3 separate regions of the Homo sapiens genome follow, and regions 2 and 3 are each linked to region 1. Evidence: chromatin loops called from intact Hi-C (ENCODE). Cell type or tissue: dorsolateral prefrontal cortex. All regions are shown on one strand.

Region 1 (5,000 bases):
TGGCTGCTTTTCTGGGAGTCGGGTTCACAAGGTGATCTGAGAGTAACTGTCGTGACTATGCTTTGCAAAATCGGCAAAAATTCAGCACTTCACTAACCCTAATACAGCAAGAATCTGTAGAGCAGCTGAAGGTTAACACAACAATGAAAACAAACAAACAAACAGAAAAACTAGGTAATAATGCCACCATTTTTATTTCTCACACTCCTCAACCCCCACCTCTGATCCTAGGCTTTCCTGTGTGCCTGCTTTTCTTGCTATCAACAGAGATCTTTCACCTGCCCTCAGAGGCCTATCAATGCTCAGTCTGGGATCCTCTAGGAGCCGCCAGAAGCCGCAGAATCACAGAGCAGAAAGAGGCTCTAGAAAGCATTAAGTCTTAGTGTATGGGATCTGCCCTCACTCTCTGCATTTTCTGAAATGAAAGAGGAGAGAGCTGGCCAAGTGGAGCAGCTCTTCCAGTCTTGCTGGGGGTAGATCTGACCTTCCTCCTTATGAGAGAAAGGGATGCAAGGAAATACCAATATCCAAATATTCTCTTTGGACCCTTAAACTTGTTTTCACTTACTGCATTGTTTAAAAGTGTCTGAAAGAAATTATTTTGTATAATTTCTAAAGTATGATAATGTTCACACTGAACCATACTTATTTTAGAAATGACAATCCTATATATTCTAATTGGAATTAGGTATAAATAAATAGCCCTAATCTGTCTCATACTCAGACAGACAGCCAAGTTTGAAATTTGTCTAATAATTAGAGAAAAAAATAAAATGGTAAACCATGCACAGTGATATTTTATTTTGACATAGCTGCTCAATTTTCTTGGAGATATAAATGTGTTTAATCCATCTACATTCTCCCACATACATTCTGGCAAAATTGCTGCATTGTGACAGCAGAAATGCATTAATTACTTAAATGTTGCTTAACACTATAGCACTAAAGTACTTTATACAACGTGAAAGGACAGAAGGGGTTTTTACATATTGTCAATTCATGGGTGAGGTTAGTAGGCTGAAAGTAGCAGGAGGCAAATGTGGCTGAGGGTTAAGTGCTGTGTCTCAGAACACCTGTGTTTATTTCTTAATACTGTTAGTCATTTCTGGAACTATATTCCATGGTGAGGATTTTTTTTTTGGCGGGGGGGCGGTGTTGATCATTTTTGTTTTAACATTTCTGAATCTAGAAAATGAGATTTTGTTGTGGGTTACCACACATTCAGCATAAAACATTTATGTTAATAGAGGATTAGGAGTAGAAACTAATAGAAAACTGGTTTGATGTGCTTTTACTTAAAAAAAAGAAAAGTACAAAACCAGAGAAGAATACAGCTGTCAGCTATTAATACAACACAGCACAGTGAGAGTAAAACCCACTTCTGGGGCAGCCCCAGATCTCCTCTGAGACAGCCCCAAGATAATCCAGACTGTCAGAGCACAGCCAGGCTGAATCGTGCTATTCACTGGGTTCCCAGCACCACGCTCCAGTTCTGACCCTCTCGCTCCCTCTCGGGATGGATTGCTGCATCATCCATCCTCCTTAACTTATCTAGTACAGCCTTCTCTCATCCAATCCCAACAGGCTTTGCAGTTTCTCTTACAACACCAATCTGATAAAGCCAGCTCCTCACTCAAAAAGGCTTATGTGGCTCCCAATGCCTTTACAATAAATGGAAACTCACTGCCATGGTTAAGTCCTTTCACAATCAGGCCCCACCCTGCCTGCCAGTCTTTTATGCATCTCTTCATCCCTGCCATTCTCACTGGAGCCATGGAATACCACCGCAGTGCTCCATTAACATTCTTACCTCCACTTCTCTCTTTGCAATGTTCCTTCTTCCCAGAATGCCCTATGATCCCTTTTCTGGCTTCTCAAAACCCTGTCTATTCTGCCTGTTTCTCTTCAAATGTTATTCATCCTGAGAAGTTGCCCCTGGCACCTCTCTCCTGACCCAATCTCCATCACAGGCAACAGGTTTGTTCCTCACCCACACCCTCATAACACCCTGTTTCTATTACCTGCCAAGTCCTACCCTGCCTGGCCGTGCCCTCACTTGTGTAGGAGCTCGCCCTCCTCCAATAGATGGTGAGGTCCTTGCCTGCAGAGCTGGCATCTGAATGATTTCCAGTGTTCTGGTTCCCAGAACTATTCCTTGAACCTACCAAGTACTGAATTAATACTTGTAGACTCAAAGACTTCATTTAATTCCATTGAAAGAGACAATAGGTGGCTCCATTCTACCTAGGCAGCAGCGCTCCATAGATAACAATATGGATGACTTTAACCAATATATTATGCTACATCTGTTTGGCTCTTTGTAATTCCCCAAGTGCAACGACAGTACATAAGACAGAAAAAAAAACCCACTGAAATGTCAGAGCCCCTAAGGCAGAGCTTTGGGGATGCTGGAAGCCGCTTGGGGATGTCTTCTGTTGTCTTGCAGTAGCAACAGTAACAGTAGGCTTTGGTAAGGCAGACAAAAGCTAAAACATCTCTAATTTTCTCATTCCTAAAGCTCCTCTTGCTTGGCAGTAGCTCTGGATGTGTGGGAAGGCCTTTGGGACATCTTTCTCCACAGCTGCCAGGTAGCTGCTTTTGCCGTGGATGATGTGGCTCTTCCTGTCAAACTCCCTCCACCCGGTCTGACTCCTTACACAAGGATGAATTGACGTTACATGTAAAAACAGTGGCAGTTATATGTGAGACCGAGGTGGTTTAATAAGTGAGCACATTCAGCCCACTCCCTTTGGGGGAAAAAAACCAATAAAGGTATTGACAAGGGAAATTGATGTTATCTTTGTAGACATTCATAAAGCATCGCTAAAACAATCCCCACAATAACATTTGCCTTTTCTTTCTCTGACTTGAGTTCCCTCTTCTGACCAGGACTACTTAATATGCTCTCCGGTCTCCGCAACTGAATGCAATAACAACAGTGTATTCAGAAGAGTAAACCAGGGAGACAGAGGAGATAAAATCTTTGCTCTGTTGCACGCAGCCTTTTGAGGTTAAGCATTCAGCTGAACTGCTTAAGCAATGAGAATCTGGTTCCATGCAGCTAGGGGGAGCCCAAACACAGTTGAATGTGCCCTGCTGAGCGAATGCATTTAAATTTTCTGTCCCTCAGCTTTCAGAGTGTCTTTTGAAAGTATCCCCTTTAATTGGCCCAGGGTAGAGGCTAGGCATCTGTGATTGAAGGAAGGAAAAACAGATGCAGTAGAATCCCCCAGACACATTCTAGAGGTTTATATGATTTGTGTTTCTGAGATAAGACCCTGTTTCCTGCAGTTGTACGTAGCCACGGCAAGAGTATCTAGAAAGATCATTTCATGGCTAGAAAAATTAGAAAACTTAAGATGGGGATACGTTGCAACTGGCTTGTTTTCTCTACATAACCCACTTCTGAGTTTAATTCAATGGCTTCTGTTGTAGCATTTTTCCTTTTTTCAATATGGGGTTGTAATTACTCTTATACTAAAAAAGAGTGTGTGTGTGTGTCTGTGTATTTGGATTTCAAATACAATATTTAGATAAGAAGGAGATTATAACATGTAAATGAATAACAATAACCCTAAAACAAGCAGGCTAGAAACGCTTCCTAAATTACCAACAGGCGGATTGTATATTGGTTGTTCGAAAGTCTATCCACCCTGTTAGAAATAATAAATAATTTGTTCAGTTTCCCCAAACAAATAATAAAAGTTTCCTTAATGCACAATGTGCTTGATCATAACATGAGAAGCACGAGACTGTAGTAGAGTCACTTTATCAACTGTGTGAACTTAAGCAACCTGTTAACTTGACTGACCACGGATCCTTATTTTAAAATGGGGGTTATCATACCTACTTCCTTGTGTTATTTTGAAGGTTAAATGTGCTTCGCACATTGCTTGGCACACGTAAATGTCTGATATTCCTAACCCTTATTCAGAGTCTGACATAGTGCTTGGGGTAAAATAAGTACTCAAAAAACATTTGCTGAAAAAAATGAGTGAATAAATGTAAGGAATTTTACATTCAATAATATCTCCATGGGATATATACAGGATCACATTTTCCTGACTGCTTCTCTCATCCTCTGTTATTTTGAAACTTGGGTGGGTGATTCCTCTCTCTTTCTTACTCCTTGATAGGAATGAGGACATCCCGAGATCTACTTTATTTAGACAGCTCCAAGCCCCAGCAGGATGAGGACTGTGGGTAGAAATGAGAGAGGTAAGTATCACCATTGTTGGGAAGGGGGATATCAATGGTTAAGGCTCAGGGTAGAATAAAAAATATAAATACTAGTTTTGATTCCCCCAAATTATAGAGGAAGGAAAGAGGCTCAGATTAGGGATACAGGGATAGCAACATTGAAAGGGAAGAAATACCAGCATGATGGAGTCTAGGAGGCTGTAGGGGGGAAAAGTATATATCAAATAAGAAAAAGGGCAGGAGTTCTGGGAAAGGACTGATGACGTGGGTGAGGGAAGGAAGAATATGCTGAAATATGTCAATGCCGCAAACTAAGGTAATAAAAAGGATCAGAGAAAGAAACTGTGGCCTGGACTAGGAACTGTTCAATTTCACAAGCAGGATGACGTCTATTCAGCCAGAAGAAGAGAAAAAGACACCAGGTCAGGGACAAAGCTGGAGAGCCCCTGTACCACAAGCAATTGCAGAGCAACGGAAGCCAGAATCCCACTTGGAGGGTGGTACTGTCAACAAAAATTAGTGACACAGGCAGCTCAACCAGTAAACTGGGGTAAAATCTTTTCAACTAAAAGGTCCTTCCCAGACCAACCCAACTCACTACCTCTCTTAGTCCCTGAAGATCAGTTCCAGTATTTCTGGTCTGGTTTTCAAAGCTAGAAGGGTTCTTTACACTGTTGTTGCTATACTCAGAGAAGTGTCTAAGGACAGGTTTAGTTTCACTTTAGGGGATCATATTCTCCCTCAATCCTGTGTGTAATGCTTCCCTGGAATCTATTTTTCCCTTTGTCTTCTCCCAGAGA
Region 2 (5,000 bases), 700 kb after region 1:
CTGCAAATTTCCATTTAGGCAGGGATTACTTCTAAACCAGTGTACAACTCCTTGTAAGTAATTAATAAATATTCATGATGCTGATATTGCTGTTAATGATGACAGATCTTGTAGACTAGAATGAGTATTTTAAAGATGAGTATGTTAATCTTATAAGACAGGGACATTCTAATATCTTCTAATATTGATTCCAATATCCCAGGAGGCTTATAATTCTTTAACATATACATATATATTTACTTGTACCTTTGAGAAATAGGGAGTGATGTCCCTGTAAGTATATGCATCAGTTTGTATTTTAAATATTTATCTACCGACCATATATAATTTTAATGCCTAACATAATTTATGTATAAGCACTTGGAATTACTGTTCTTCTGGACATGGGGAGATTCAATTTTTATTTTTGATTCTGCAAAAAGACTTTTTTTAGTTTGAATCTTCATACTTACTCACATGGTTTCACTCACACACACACTTAACACCAATATTTATCGAATGCCTACTATGTTCCAGGCACCATCCTGGGCCCTGAGCACACAGTAGCAAAGAAAACAAATATTCCTTCTTTCATACATTTTCATTCCCCTGGGGAAGACAGACAACGAATTTGTATAAAATGCATAAATAACTGAAAATTTTGAGATTCTGTGAAAAATGATCAAGATATTGTGATAAAATTTGGTCAGGAAAAGCCATTTTGAGGATTTAAAACAATTATTAACAAGATCTGAGAAAGGAGAATAAGGCTCATGTGATAAAATATGGGGAAAGAAACATTTTAAACAGAAGGAAGAGCATTTGCAAACCCCAATGGAAAAAAAGAGGCTGATATGTGCTTGCAGTTTAATGAACAAGGGAGAAAGTGATTTAATGAAAGAATAAGTGAAAGAATGAATTTGACAATGCTTTTTCGATTAGCATTGCCTGAGTTAGTAGCTCTTCACAAGTGTGGAATCCACTAGACAGAGCCCATATCCTCTCGAAGATGAGAAAGTCTAGGAGACTCAAGCCAGGTTGAGAGACTCAAGCCACTGTGAGACTTCTCACATTCCTTAAGCTTTCTTTCACAACTTCTGCATCCCTGCTGCATCCTTTTTCTCTCTGTATATGGATGTTCTTCTTCTATGACAAACTGATTGACCCATTTGATATGGTTTTGCCATGTCCCCATCCAAATCTCACTTGAATTGTAGCTCCCAGAATTCCCATGTGTTGTGGGAGGGACCTGGTGGGAGACAGCTGAATCACGGGGGCGGTTCCCCATACTGTTCTCATGGTAACGAATAAGTTTCATAAGATCTGATGGTTTTATAAATGGGAATTCCCTTGCAAAAGCCCTCTTGCCTGCCGCCATGTAAGACATGCCTTTGCTTCTCCTTTGTCTTCTGCCATGATTGTGAGGCCTCCTCAGCCATGGAACTGTAAGTCAATTAAACCTCTTTCTTTTATAAATTACCCAGTCTTGTGTATGTCTTAATTAGAAGCATGAGAACAGACTAATACACCATTCCTTTCCCATTGGACTCACAACACATTTTCATGGGGATATCTTCTATTATAAATCGAACATCACCTTAGCATTATGGTGTTATTATTTTATTCCTTTCAGCACATATGCACTTTACACAGTGTCTGAATTTAGCTACATATCATTTTGAAAGTGCTCATGAGATTTTTGTGTGCTGAACTTTGTAATGTTTGATAAATTATGAGGTTTTGGAGGCAGGATTTTGACCATCGTTACCCAGTTCAATGGTCAGCACAGAGGGAGAAATGCCAATTCTTGGCGTCCCTAGGATTTACTACATAGATGGACAAATTGATAAAGAGATAAAACTAGAGTTATTAAATATATATACATATATTCACCTTACATGTATAGTGTGTTCATATATAGTATATATTTACTAAATACATATATCTATATGTACAGGTAGTATGAGTATATTTACTCATATGTATCTATTTTTAATCTATCCATCCATCCATTCGTCTGTCCATCCTTTCATCCATTTTTTAGATAGATATAGTAAAATGGTGGAGGGGATACCAACAACAATCAGCACTTAATTTGGGAGGATTCCTTATCAGAAATCTTATGAAAGTGAATGTAAAAATGGGCTTTGGAAATGCTAACTTTTCTGCTGATTATTTGCAAGCTTGAATTCCTATTGATAATGGGAGTGAAAACATAGGGCGACTTGAAGAAAGGGCTTGAGGGCAGTGTGAATAACAAGCAAACATCGGTGAGTGCATGGGAAGAAAACAACTCTGGAAGAGGTGGTCTGCTACGGAGACTTTTCTCACCTTTTGCTGGGGAATGGAGAGAAGAGCGGAAATGCCAACACTATTGAAATGTGAGAGAAGGCAGGTAAAAATGCTGCTGGGACCTCTGCTACCCTCCCTAAAATCAGGACTGCAATGCTTATGGGCATCCAGGAGGCAGTTTTTGTGCCTGGCAGGCCCTGTTGGGACTGAGCTAAAAGGAGAAGAAAACATTTTCTACAAGGCAAGTGCGATCGGCTTCTTCCCAAACAAGTCACTGAATAATTTAGAAAGAGTTAGACTGAAGAGTTGCAGGCTGTTGTTATACCAATTCTATTAGTTTCATGCAATTCCTTGGACTTGTTTAAACACAGGAAATATGTTAAGAACCTCAAGAAACACAAATCAGTCCTATTTTCACACTGTGTGTTCTGATGCTTGTTAAGATATACTTATCAACTTAGTGCTAGGTAAATATTAAATAACAGTTATCAATACACATAAGCAAAACCAAACATGTGTCATTTAGAAACAAGATACAGAGATTTAACAAAATGCATTTAACAAATTTTAGAGTATGTGTGTTCCATTTTGTTAACAACAAAACAACTCACTAATTTTTAATAGACATTTTGATGGGTAAAAGGCTTTTTGAGACCCCTGCTGACAGCAGAGGAGAACTGCATCCAGATGTTCATTACTTACTAGAAACTGAATACCTAATTCTCCTCATTAACTGAGACATCATAAATATGTGTCATTTTTGAGATGTGGAAGATACATTCCTATAAGATAAACATATAAATGTAAATTATTGAAAGAAGGCTATTTACATAGGGGTTTTTTTTGCTTAAGGTTTATAGGTCTCTTAAAATTGCTACATGTGTTACATAATTTCAAATTCATATTTTGGTTTATTTTTTAAAAGCATGAAAACTATAGAACTCTTCAGAAACGTATCTATTGTGAGAAAAAGAATACTTAGAATTTTCAAAGATGCGGTATTCTAATAAAAAATAACAATGCTAATTTTATCTGAAAAATACATGTACCTCAATAATTTTATCAAGGGCATGTTTTGTGCTAGATACTACTCTTTATGTTAGGAATATAAGCAATTGTATAAGATACTTACAGATTGCAGTAAGTGGTAAAAAATATAACATGAAGAGGGAATAGTGATGAGAAGGTAACTATATAGGGGAGTGGTCAGGGAGTGCTTCACTGAAGATGTAAAATATGAACTGAAACCTATATCCTGATTTAAAATAGCTTTGCAGATGTTTTAGGTAAATAGCAGCAAGCGAACAATACCAAAGGTAAGAGCAGAAGGTAATCATGTAAACATAAAGGTTGGATATAATAGAAATCAAGCGTGGCTCAGCTTCCACTAGGTATACAAATTGGGTCTTTGTGTTCTCCTCTCTTAAAGGCAGCTAGATGTGTAAAAAAAACTCAGGGTCTTTGAAATCAGACAAACAAAACTTGAGAACAGTCCTTAGGCTACCCTTAATAAACCTGTGACAAGTTTCTGAACCTCTCTTAGATAGCTGTCTCATCGGTAAATTATTGAAGACTGTACCTACTCAAAAGGTTTTTTTGATAATACAAAAAACATACACTGATATGCTATGTGAAATGCCTAAGTATAGTAGGTGCTCAGTAATTTTTCATTATTCTTTCCTTTGATTCAAGGGTTCCCTGGGACTCACCTCACTAGTAAGTCTCAGCTCGGCTGTGAGAGTCAATGAGATGTAGTGGAGTAATGATGTCCAGAGGGCAGGCAGGCAGTTAGGTGTGAAGTTGAGTTAGCGAATACCCAAGAACAAAGATGCCACTTTAGTCCTCTTTGTAAACCCCAGGTCTAACATAGGGCCTGACATAGAGTAAGGATAAATAAAAATGAGACTCAGAAATAACTAGCTCTGGTTAATCCACAAAAGATATTATATGGCCCTAAATTCAAGTGAAAAAATGACCAAGACTTAATGATTTCAATGGTTCCCAAACACGAATGATCTGTGAGACTATGACTTCATTGCTTTGAGCTGTGGAAACAATGATATGGGTAAGTCATGTACCAGCACAAATCCTTAAGAAATGACTTTTGCTAAGAGGTAGTTTATAATTGATCACAGAAAGCTATGCCTATTTGAGCATACCTACAGGTAATTAGCTAAACGTTTCCCAAATGCTGCCGTGTGATGATAAAGGAAAACAACCTTGAAATATTTTTGTGATGGCAATTGCTTTCTGATGTAAGGGAACTTCCTTTATGTTGAGATGGTGTTGTTCCTATATTTTGAAAATAAAACTGCCCTTTCATTCAAGAAATTTAGTGATAGTAAATGGGATATTTTATTAAATTTATTTGGAAAAATAAGAAACTGGCAACTCATGGGGAGAACATCAATTTTATTTAATGTGATATCCATCCCCAGAGAGGTGTGGAAAATTCTGGTATAGCTAATTAAAGCAAGAGTAGATTCAAAGAGGGAGAGGTTTGATGTGAGCTTCACAAGGGAAGGAGGAAGTAGAAATTACTTTTTGCACTCAAGCATACAGGGAAGGAGAGGCATAAAAGACAGCAGCGGGGGCACTGATGCAGAAGTTACATTATGGATTCAGGTCCAATGCAAAACTGACCAAGTAAAGACTTATATATAGTAAAGCCCCCTCTCTTGTGGGGGAGTTGGGAGACTGCAAGCTTTTTAGTAACCATGGATTAATGT
Region 3 (5,000 bases), 510 kb after region 1:
GACTGAGCCACTCATTGAAATGCTGCTCTTGCAAGAAAACATAAAATTGTATGATGGTGCCACATAACACATACTTGACACGGGCTTTGAAGGCAGAGAAGCCTGGGTTCAAATAAAATTCAGCCACATACTAGCTGCATGATTCTAGGACAAGTTACAGAACCTGAGGCCATCAGTTATCATCTGTCAAAATGGAGTGAATACTTATAAAGGTTACATGAGGGTCAAAAATAATGTATAAAAGGAGCCTGGTACATAGTTGTCATTCAAAGAGAGCTGCTGATGTTATTAACATTAGTTGACTATGTAATATTACTTAAAACTCTTACTTCCTATTTTTCTTCCTACTGCAATAAAGTTTCTGCCATTTCTTCTCTCTGTGTGAAGTTTTTCTTCTTCCTCGGTCTGTAGCTGGAATGTGCCTTTCTGTGCCAAGCCCACTGACTCATGGTGATATAGCCCACAGAGCAGGGTGCAAGCAATAGAAGGGCCATACCAGGCCACAACATATGTCTCAGATTCCCAGGACAAGCTTTGTTCACGGCATGGAAGAATGGCTGGTTAACTTAATCCCAGGGTTGCATTCTCCGTAATGATACATCTCAGGCCATCGATCCATGGCTTTATTTTCAAGCTTGTTTAAGCAGGAGCTATAAAAAACAGAGCATCATGCACGTGCAATATGGAATTAAGCCTCACACTCTTACCACTCTAATTCTCTTAGATACCTATTTGTTTGTCTTGATTTTAGAAAGCAGAATTCAGTAAAGAAACAAATTGGGGAATATTTTTTAGGGTTATAATCTTCCACGTAATGATATAAACGATTCTGTGTAGAATTGCTATCTTGCTGGTGAGTTGTTTTCTGAAATAATGTGCCCAAAACAGAAATCAGCATTGTTTTTTTGAGGCAATTCACTGTGGCATTGTGGCTGCTGTGAATGTTCTAGAAATTGTAAAATACGCTTTTGCAAACGTAGAGATGGTTTTAGTTTTCTTATATCAATAAGCAGTAGGATTAAATGTAACAGGCTTACGAGAAATGAGGGAAATATTCAATGCATTTTGCGATAAAGAGCAAAGGAAGCTCAAAGCTCCTTCAGCCATAACGACATCCTTGTTTCTTCTTCCTTTTCCTTTCCCAGTGTGTGTATGAAAACCAGGAAACAAGGGAGAATCAAGTGCTGGGTTGGGTGAGGTTAAGAGAATCGGGTTCTCTTCACATTTACCTTGGACTTTTCAGGAACTTTCCTATAATTCATTTAAGCTCAATAAGTTCTATTATCTTCTTTGGTAGAGCTTGTTGGGGGGACTATAGTAATCCTGCCAAGAAAATGTTATCTTGTTCCTCAAATAACAAAAAAGTGATTTGTATAAAAGCAAGGTTCATAATGTAAAATCTAAGTATATTTGAAAGAAAAAATTTCTAAAATATTTGAGTCTCGAGTAAATTCCTTGAGCTTCACACCATACAACTTAGTTCTTGGTAAATTAAAAGTAGGGCTTCTAGTGATTTGCATAAAAACTCTCAAGAGGAGGACCTCAGATACATGGCTTATCAAACTGGCACTTCATAGAGTCTGGGCCATATCAGATCCTTGAATGCTTGCTTCTTAATAGTAACTCCTATATAGTTTCTAAGGGGTTTCGGCTGTCTATATTATGAGGAGTGCATGTTTTTAAGAGCTTTACAGGGGTCAGGAGAATTGGCTTCTCTCTCTTCATTTGCATTTAACGTTCTAAAAGTTCTTAAGCTGGAAATGATCTGAGAACTCTCTCTGGGAATCTATTTCTTAGTTTCTAAATAATCAAACCTATCATCAGTCAATGCACTGTTTTATCTTCCTTCAGGCAAGTTTAAAATATGTACATATATATGTTATAGAAGCTGTTTTTTTTTCAAACCTCATTTTATGAGCCAATATGTTTGTTTCCCAAAGAAAAAAAATGTTTGTTTTCATGATTTTGGCAGAAACAAATGTTTTCTTTGGGGCTGTTCAAATAGTCATATTTTCAAGTTTTCTTGCTTCTTTCTATTGGGGGGAGCACCCCCTGGTGGAATACCATGAAAATGTTTGCCACGTGTTTTGACTCTAATATTCAACAGACAGATGTGTTTTGCAAATATTACTTTTACACAAAGCACACTCAGAACCATTTTGCCAATGTTAATGTCTTGGAAAATTCCATGCCTTCTTTCTAATTATCACCACAGTATTCAGAATGGGCTCCCTTGTTTTAGGTGTTACACAGTTGTGGTCAGAGATGCTGCAGCAGTCTCTGTGGGTCAGAAATGAGTCGGGAAGGGCACTCTGGCATTATGTTCCTACTTGTGGGAAAAAAGGGACCCTTTTCTCCTTTCCCTCAGTTCTTCCTTCTTTCCTTCCATTTCTTCCTGCTACTACAAACAAAATGGCATTTGTTGGAGGGTCTGACTGGGTGAGAAAACAGTCGGCCATGACAGTGCCCAGTTATAGGTAAAGCCTAAGGTACATCTCTTTCCAGAGTAACGTCCCTGTCACTGCAAGCTGGGGGAGATTAACAGAAAGGGAATTTGCTGGGAGATATTCTTAATCCCCCATATCCCCCCAAATATAAATTTAAATTAGTACTAAAAACATATCAGATTAATCAATAAGCCTGTAATTTCTGTATCTTATAGAGAAAAAAGTATCATCCCCAAGGTAACTGGAAAGGATGGGGCACTATTGTTTATCATTGCTGTTGTGTGCTGAATTGTGTCTCCCCTCCTCATAATTCATATGTTGCAGCTCTAACTTTCAGCAACTCAGAATGTGCCTTTATTTGGAAACAGGGTTTTGCAGACGTAATTAGTTAAGATGAGGGTATGCTGGGGTAGGGTGACCAATGTGACTGGTGTCCTTATAAAAAAGGGAAATTTGGACACAGACAAACACACAGAGAACAGTATGTGAACATGAAGGCAGAGATTGCAGTAATACATCTACAAACCACATTTCTAAGAAGAGACCAATCCTACCAAGACCTTGATTTTGAACTTGTAGCCTCCAGAGTTTTCAGACGATACATTACTGTTATGTAAGCCACTCAGTTTGTGGTACTTGGTTACAACAATCCTAGCAAATGAACCTTCCTCTGAACTCAAGTGGTGGTCCCTTCCCACACATAACCTTTCTGAGTAGAGACCAGTTTTTGTAGCTGCTGTTGTTTTAAAGTAAGGACTGAAACAGTTTACTGCCTCCATCAACTATTGCATCATGTTATGCAGCCTGTATTTTCTTAAGAATGAAAATAACGTTTTCTTTATAAAAGCAAGCCAAAATGGACTATAAATTATATAGATGTTTCTTGGCTCACAGAGAACTATAATTCATCTGGAACCAAGTAGGAATGGATCTCCATATTTTTAAATTTTTATATTTTTAAATTTTGTGGGTACATAGTAGGTGTATATATATATATGTGGGGTACATGAGATATGTTGATACAGGCATACAATGTATAATAATCACATCAGCATAAATGGAGTCTCTATCATGTTAAGCATTTATCCTTTCTTTGTGTTACAAACAATCCAATTATACATTTAGTTATTGTTCAATGTACAATAAATTATTATTGACTGTAGTTACCCCGTTGTGCTATCAAATACTAGATCCTAGTCATCCTATTTAACTATATTCTTGTATACATTAACCATCTCTACTTCCCCATCACCTCACTACCCTTCCCAGCCTCTAGTAACCATCCTTCTACTCTCCATCTCCAGGAGTTTAATTGTTTTAACGTTTAGCTCCCACAGATAAATGAGAAAATACAAAGTTTGTCTTTCTGTGCCTTGCTCATTTCACTTAACATAATGACCTCCAGTTCCATCCATGTTGCTGCAAATGACAGGATCTCATTCTTTTTTATGGCTGAATAGTACTCCACTGTGTATATGTACCACATTTTTAAAAATCCATTCATCTGTTGATGGGCACTTAGATTGCTTCAAATTATTGGTTGTTCTGCATAGTGCTGTAATAAACATGGGATTACAGACAGCTCTTTGATTCACTGATTTTCTTTCTTTTGGATATATACCTAGCCATGGGATTGCTGGACCCTATGGTAGTTCTATTGTAAGTTTTCTGAGGAAACTCCAAACTGTTCTCCATAGTGGTTGTACTAATTTACATTCCCACCAACAGTGTACAAAGGTTCCCTTTTCTCCACATCATTGCCAGCATTTGTTATTGCTCATCTTTTGAATAAAACAAGTTTTAACTTGTTTTATTCAAAAGAGGTAAGATCATGTCTCATTGTGGTATTGATTTGCATTTCTCTGATGATGAATGATATCGAGCACCTTTTCATATACCTGTTTGGCATTTGTATGTCTTCTTTTGAGAAAGTCTATTCAGATCTTTTGTCTATTTTTTAATTGGATTTTTAGATTTTTTCCTAGGGAGTTGCTTGAGCCCCTTATTCTAGTTATTAATCCCTTGTCAGATGCATAGTTTGTAAATATTTTCTCCCATTCTGTGGATTGTCTCTTCACTCTGTTGATTGTTTCCTTTGCTATGCAGAAGCCTTTTAACTTCACGTGATCCCATTTGTCTATTTTTATTTTGGTTGCCTGTGCTTATGGAGTATTACTCGAGAAATTTTTGCCTGGCCCAATATCCTGGAGAGTTTTCCTAATATTTTCTTTTTGTAGTTTCATACTCTGAGGTCTTAGATTTTAATTCCTTAATCTACATTGTCTTGGTTTTTGTATATGGTGAGAGATAGGGTTCTGGTTTTTACTTTTCTGCATAGGGATATCCAGTTTTCTCAGCACCATTTTATTGAAGAGAATGTCCTTTCCCCAATGTATGTTCTTGCCACACTTGTCAAAAATGAGTTCACTCTAGATGTATGAATTTGTTTTTGGGTTCTCTATTCTGTTCTGTTGGTCTATGTGTCCGTTTTTACAACAGTATCATGCTGTTTTGGTTACTATAGCTGAGTAGAGACCAATTTGAATGATCTCT

Evidence for each region. Hi-C counts contacts between places; a loop is a spot of excess contacts. Peaks named below come from ENCODE experiments on the same cell type or tissue, not always from the same donor. Only the 100,000 strongest peaks of a DNase experiment are listed, where the experiment ranks them.
Region 2: a loop joins it to region 1, with 3 times the contacts of the local background. A loop is called at or near these places in 27 of 110 quality-filtered maps.
Region 3: it touches region 1 in a loop (3-fold over the local background); 34 of 110 quality-filtered maps call a loop at or near these places.

Annotation. Positions count from the first base shown.
Region 1 is chr3:117,016,241-117,021,240 of GRCh38, forward strand. The region is part of intron 1 of LOC124909415 (a long non-coding RNA gene); the gene reads right to left. Among named protein-coding and RNA genes, the nearest start is that of LINC00901, 97 kb to the left of the region's middle. In dorsolateral prefrontal cortex, CTCF peaks have their summits at 344, 3,065 and 3,274; DNase peaks (open chromatin) are centred at 2,588 and 3,051; H3K4me3 peaks cover 799 bases; H3K27ac peaks cover 3,215 bases.
Region 2 is chr3:117,716,591-117,721,590 of GRCh38, forward strand. LOC101926953 (a long non-coding RNA gene) reads left to right here and starts at 3,343. Exons shown (of 5, transcript NR_188507.1): 1 at 3,343-3,587. In dorsolateral prefrontal cortex, CTCF peaks have their summits at 2,927 and 3,130; no DNase peak of the experiment used is centred here.
Region 3 is chr3:117,524,621-117,529,620 of GRCh38, forward strand. The region is part of intron 2 of LOC105374056 (a long non-coding RNA gene); the gene reads left to right. Among named protein-coding and RNA genes, the nearest start is that of LINC02024, 160 kb to the right of the region's middle. In dorsolateral prefrontal cortex, a CTCF peak has its summit at 2,064 (motif pointing left); a DNase peak (open chromatin) is centred at 2,051; H3K27ac peaks cover 622 bases.